2 separate regions of the Homo sapiens genome follow, and region 2 is linked to region 1. Evidence: read pairs that join two places in POLR2A ChIA-PET (ENCODE). Cell type or tissue: PC-9. All regions are shown on one strand. Links, peaks and the distances in the headings refer to the core of each region. The heading gives the core; the rest is flanking DNA. Region 1 overlaps LOC101928387 (a long non-coding RNA gene). Region 2 has its middle 42 kb from the start of AEBP2.

Region 1 (2,812 bases), core at 67-2,566:
AGACGTGAGACTCCTGGATTACAGGCAAATGAGAGGCTATTACTCACCACAATAGTAGTAGCCACGGTATCAGCATCTGAGCCAATTCCTCCAAACCCCAGTACCCGCAAGGTGATGCAAATAGGGCTAGATAATACCAGCATCCACAGTCAATTGTGTTCCAGCAAAAAAAAAACAAAAAAACAAAAAACTGAACTTAGAAAACCTGAATATTTTATAACAGGAAATAAGCATGCCTGCCTATGTCCTGGAAAGAGACATCATCCTTATTATATTGTATAGTAAGCATGCTTATATGTTTGCCCCAGAGGAGGACTACCTCTACCTGCCAAGGTGTATTAGTCTCCTGTTGCTGCCATAGCAAATTAGCACAAACTTAGTGGCTTAATGGATACAAATGTATTATCTTGCAGTTCTGGAGTCAGAAGTCCAAATTGGGCCTCACTGCGCTGAAGTTTCTTTTCCATTTTCTTAACTTTTTCAGCTTCTAGAGGTCACCAGCATGCCTTGGACCATGGCCCCATTCTTCCATCTTCAAAACTAGCAAAGGCAAATTGAGTGCTTTTCACATCACATCACTCTGACCTCATTCTTCCACTTTAAAGGATCCTTGTGATTACGTTGAGCCCACCTGAATAATCCAGGATAACCTTTGTATGTGAAGGTCCTTTAGCTGATCAGCATTCTTAATTTCATCTGTAACATAAATTTTCATTTGTTATGCAAGGTAACGTATTCACAGGTTTCTGGGATTAAGCTATGGACATATTTGGGGAGCCATTATACTGCCTACTACACAAAATAATAAGAAAATCTGCCCTTTGTTCTAGAGCAAGCTTGTCCAACCTGCAGCCCACGGGTCACATGTGGACTAGAATGGCTTTGAATGTAGCCCAACACAAATTGGTAAACTTTCTTAAAACATTATGAGGGTTTTTTGAGATTTTTTTAGCTCATCAGCTATAGTGAGTATGTTTTATTTGTGGCCGAAGATAATTATTCTTCCAATGTGGCCCAGGGAAGCCAAAAGATTAGACACCCCTTTTCTAGAGGGAGATACAATGTCTGTTGTCCAAGGCTGTTAACTATACTATACAAGCACCCTTCAAAAGATAGTTTATAACAAGGAGAAGTCAATGCTTTGCTTCACAAAACACACAGACATGTGAAAGAGCCATAGAAGATGGACCCTCATGACCAGCTGCTACTCTTACATATCGGCATAAGAAATCGAGTAAGGATATTTAATTGCTTTAAACTATATGCATATATTTTTTAAATATGACACCTGACCATTTGGATCACAAAGTTATCTTGGTCAATATAGGTTAAAATCACTATATAATTCCATATATTCATGGAAAGAGAAACTATACTGAATCTTTTTAACAGACGTTTCCCAGTTTAATCACGGATGAAGTGTGTAATCAACCATCATCCACTCACAGAAATCAATGAACACTTACAGGAAACAAAGTGGTTTGAACAACCCAACAAAGTTTGCTTGGAGGTCAATGTTGGGGAAAGAGTCTTTTGATATTTAATTCCAGTGCTAAAGAATTTTCTCTATCAGGAAATTCTTCATACTTAACCTTAAATCTTGGTATTTGCAGCTTTAACTCATCTCCTCTTAATCTGTCCTCAGGGAGCTCTTTCACATGATCCTTAGTGTCTTCTAGAAAGGACAAAGATGAGACTCTCATGATACTCTCCACAATAAATTGTTCTGAAAGAAATTTTCCCTGCTGCTCTTATACCAAACCCATAAAAGATATATGCTTCGGTAAATTTTAGTTTTCTAGTGAAGATTAATTCTATCCATACTAAAATATTCTCATTGGAGTAAGCGGAGAGATGTTTATCATCTTTGGAGAAAGATTTGCATTTTCTATTTTGTTTGTAATAAGTTAAAACAGAAGTTACAACTGAAACAGCAAGGAAAAAAATAGATGATAAAGTACGAGACCATATGCAGAAGTTGCAAAGGAGTTAGCCAAAAACTCCTTAACAATAGCTCTTAAAATCCTTCGTGTACATCAAGGTTATAAAAGGGCATATTGATAAATATTGGTAAGAATTTGTGAAAATAATTTATTTGGGAACAGCTGTTGCCCCTCTCTGAATCCCAGTGCTTCAACATCGCAAAGGAGTTTAGGGAAAACCTGACCCTTACCTCATGAGGGCAAGAGAGAGCTTCAAGAAGACTACTCTGAGAGTAAGGCAATCCTCCTAACTGATGAAAGCTGGATAAAGAAGAGTTTGCTTCTGTTTTGGAATCAGCCTTCATTTCCAAAGTTCATCTAGGCAAATCATGTGTTTCTTCTATACAATGTGTGGGCCTAGGGTCACCATGCATGGTGCGCAAGTTGTATGCTGTCAAGGGTACAACATCTAATGTCAAGATTTATTCACATGGTAGTCATCGTAAGTTTGTATATTTACTTTCTAGTAGACGGCAATAGAAGTTCTTGTTCTAACAAAACCAGTATATATTACAACAACTTCCCCATAAAGTGTCTTGAGAAATGGGCACCTCTTTCTAATAAACACAAAGAACCACATGGACAAGCATGGGCACTATGTGAGTTTCATGTGTGAGAGAAAGAGCCAGCAGAGAGGTTGTTTTTCATCCCATTCAATAGAGCTACCTAGAGAAGCTAATGAAACCTCAGCAAACAGAAGCCAGAGGTAGACCCCCTGATTGCAAGGATCTAAAGATGAAATAAGCAAGAGCATTCCACTGGAACAAGAGAACTACAGATTAGAAATCCACCATCAGGAGAAGAAGTTGGTGCCTACAGAACAAAAGAAA
Region 2 (2,812 bases), core at 56-2,555, 250 kb after region 1:
CCCCAGGAGTGTTGAAAATGTCCTGTCTACATCACCTCCTTAAAATCCCTTGGGAATAACAGCACTTTTGCGATGACAAATTGGAAGTAGGGATGTTGATGATGGAAGAAATGTTGCCTGTATTTGAATCTCCTGGCCCCCCGGGGGGGGTAAGCTCCTGGCCTCATTGACATCAGAGTCCAACAAGCTGAGTGAATTGGTACATACTCTACTTAAAGGCAATTATTTCACAGCTGAATGTTTGGTTGTTTTCTTTATGTTGCTGCTTTGTTTTTTGTTTGTTTTTGTGACAGAGTATTGCTCTGTCACCTAGGCTGCTATGCAGTGGCCCCATGCCCTGCTCACTGTAGCCTTGACCTCCTGAGCTCAAGTGATCTTTTCTCTTCAGCCTCCTGGGTAGCTGCAACTACAGGTGTGAGCCACCACACCCAGCTAATTTTTGAAATATTTTTAGAGATGGGGTCTCCCTGTGTTTCCCTTGAACTCCCTATGTTGGTCTTGAACTCCTGGGCTCAAACAATTCTCTCTCCTTAGCCTCCCAAAGTGCTGGGATTAGAGGGGGGAGCCACTGTGCCAGGCCACATCTCAATGTTTTAAGTGAGACACATGGTGCAGGGGAAAAAAAAATCCCTGTCTCTCTCCCCTAATTTTTTTTTTTTTTTTTTTTTGAGATGGTGTCTCACTCTGTCGCTCAGGCTGACACCATCTGGGCTCACTGCAACCTCTGCCTCCTGGGCCCAAGTGATCCTCCCGCCTCCTACATCAGCCTCCCGAGTAGCTGGTACTACAGGTGCACACCACCACACCTAGCTATATATATATACATATATATATATATACACACACACACACACACACACACACACATATTTTTGTATTTTTAGTAGAAACGGAAACAGGGGTCTCACCATGTTGCCAAGGCTTGTCTTGAACTCTTGAGTTGAAGAGATCCACCCGCCTTGGCCTCCCCAACTGCTGCAATTATAGGCATGAGACTCGCTGCTGGCCTCCTCTAATTTTCTAATCTGTCTGCACATTTATGGGTCATTGCCTAATTATAACTGGAGGTCACCACTGGGACCTGCTGAACAGTCCCAGAGTTTAGAGCCAAGTTACAACCTGTTATCCTTCAGCACAGCTCCAGAGCAAGTTCTCAGATGGAAAACTTTCTCATCCAACCTGCCAGCAAGATGGCTTCATGATGTGTCATTTGTTTGTAATCTTTGTAGGCAAGATTCAGCAGGCAGCTGAAACAGCTATCAAAGGCAGACTATCTTAGATGGGGCGGAGTCCCCGGAGGCGAAATAAGAATTTGATAAAGAAAGGTTTTCGTTTTGTTTTTTTTTAGAGACAACATCTTGCTCTGTCTCCTAGGCTGGAGTGCAGTGTCACCATCATAGCTCACTGCAGCCTAGAACTCCTGGGCTCCAGTGATCCTCCTACCTTAGCCTCCCAGGTAGCTGGGACTACATGGATGTGCCATTATGCCTGGTTCATTTAAAATTTTTTTTTTTTGATACAGAATTTCAGTCTTGTCACCCAGGCTGGAGTGCAATGGCGAGATCTCAGCTCATTGCAAGCTCCACCTCCCAGGTTCAAGAGAGTCTCCTGCCTCAGCCTCCCGAGTAGCTGAGACTACAGGTGCGCAACACCATGCCCAGGTAATTTTTGTTTTGTTTTGTTTTGTTTTGTTTTGTTTTGTTTTGAGATGGAGTTTCGCTCTTGTTGCCCAGGCTGGAGTGCAATGGTGCCATCTCGGCTCACTGCAACCTCCACCTCCCGGGTTCAAGTGATTGTCCTGCCTCAGCCTCCTGAGTAGCTGGGATTACACGCATGCGCCACCACACATGGCTAATTTTGTATTTTTAGTAGAGACGGGGTTTCTCCATGTTGGTCAGGCTGGTCTCAAACTCCCGACCTCAGGTAATCTGCCCGCCTCGGCCTCCCAAAGTGCCGGGACTGCAGGTGTGAGCCACCACGCCCGACAATTTTTGTATTTTTAGTAGAGATGGGGTTTCACCATGTTGGCCAGGCTGGTCACGAACTCCTGACCTCAAATGATCCACCCACCTTGGCCTCCCAGGCTTGAGCCACTGCGTCCAGCCTTGAAAGCCATCTTTCTATTTTAGAAAGGCAGCCTGGGTGCAGTGGCTCACGCCTGTTCTCAGCACCATGGGAGGTCAAAGGAGTAGGATTACTTAAGAGCAGGAGTTCAAGACAATTGTCGGCAACACAGCAAGACTCTGTTTGTATTTTATTTAGAAAAAGAAAAGGTATTATTTTCCTAAGTGACTAATTTCCCTCTTTTTTTTTTTTTTTTTTGAGACGGGGTCTCGCTCTGTCACCCAGGCTGGAGTGAAGTGGCGCAATCTCGGCTGACTGCAACCTCCCCCTCTCAGGTTCAAGCGATTCTCCTGCCTCAGCCTCCAGAGTAGCTGGGACTACAGGCACATGCCACCATGCTCAGCTAATTTTTTTGTACTTTTAGTAGAGACGGGTTTTCACCATATTGGCCAGGATGGTCTTGATCTCTTGACCTCATGATCTGCCCACCTCTGCCCCCGAAAGTGCTGGGATTACAGGCATGAGCCACCGCGTCCGGCCAATTTCTTTTTTAATTTTTTTTTTCTTTTTAAGAGACGGGGACTTGCCGTGTTGCCCAATCTGATCTTGACCTCCTGAGCTCCTGGCCTCAAGTGATCCTTCCACCTTGATCTCCCAAAATATTGGGATTAGAGGCGTGAGTCACCATGCTTGGCTGGTTGAACTTGGAGCTGGACTTTCTGAGCACACAACACTTCTTTCATAGCTC

The links. Peaks named below come from ENCODE experiments on the same cell type or tissue, not always from the same donor. Only the 100,000 strongest peaks of a DNase experiment are listed, where the experiment ranks them.
Region 2: POLR2A ChIA-PET joins it to region 1 with 11 read pairs; 3 of 35 experiments call an interaction of 5 or more read pairs at or near these places.

The regions. Positions count from the first base shown.
Region 1 is chr12:19,649,259-19,652,070 of GRCh38, reverse strand. It overlaps LOC101928387 (a long non-coding RNA gene), which reads right to left. Exons shown (of 7, transcript XR_007063236.1): 4 at 1,593-1,675; 5 at 48-696. Among named protein-coding and RNA genes, the nearest start is that of AEBP2, 210 kb to the right of the region's middle. In PC-9, for the core only: no CTCF peak of the experiment used is centred there; no DNase peak of the experiment used is centred there.
Region 2 is chr12:19,396,137-19,398,948 of GRCh38, reverse strand. No RefSeq gene overlaps it. Among named protein-coding and RNA genes, the nearest start is that of AEBP2, 42 kb to the left of the region's middle. In PC-9, for the core only: no CTCF peak of the experiment used is centred there; DNase peaks (open chromatin) are centred at 1,208 and 2,238; H3K27ac peaks cover 509 bases.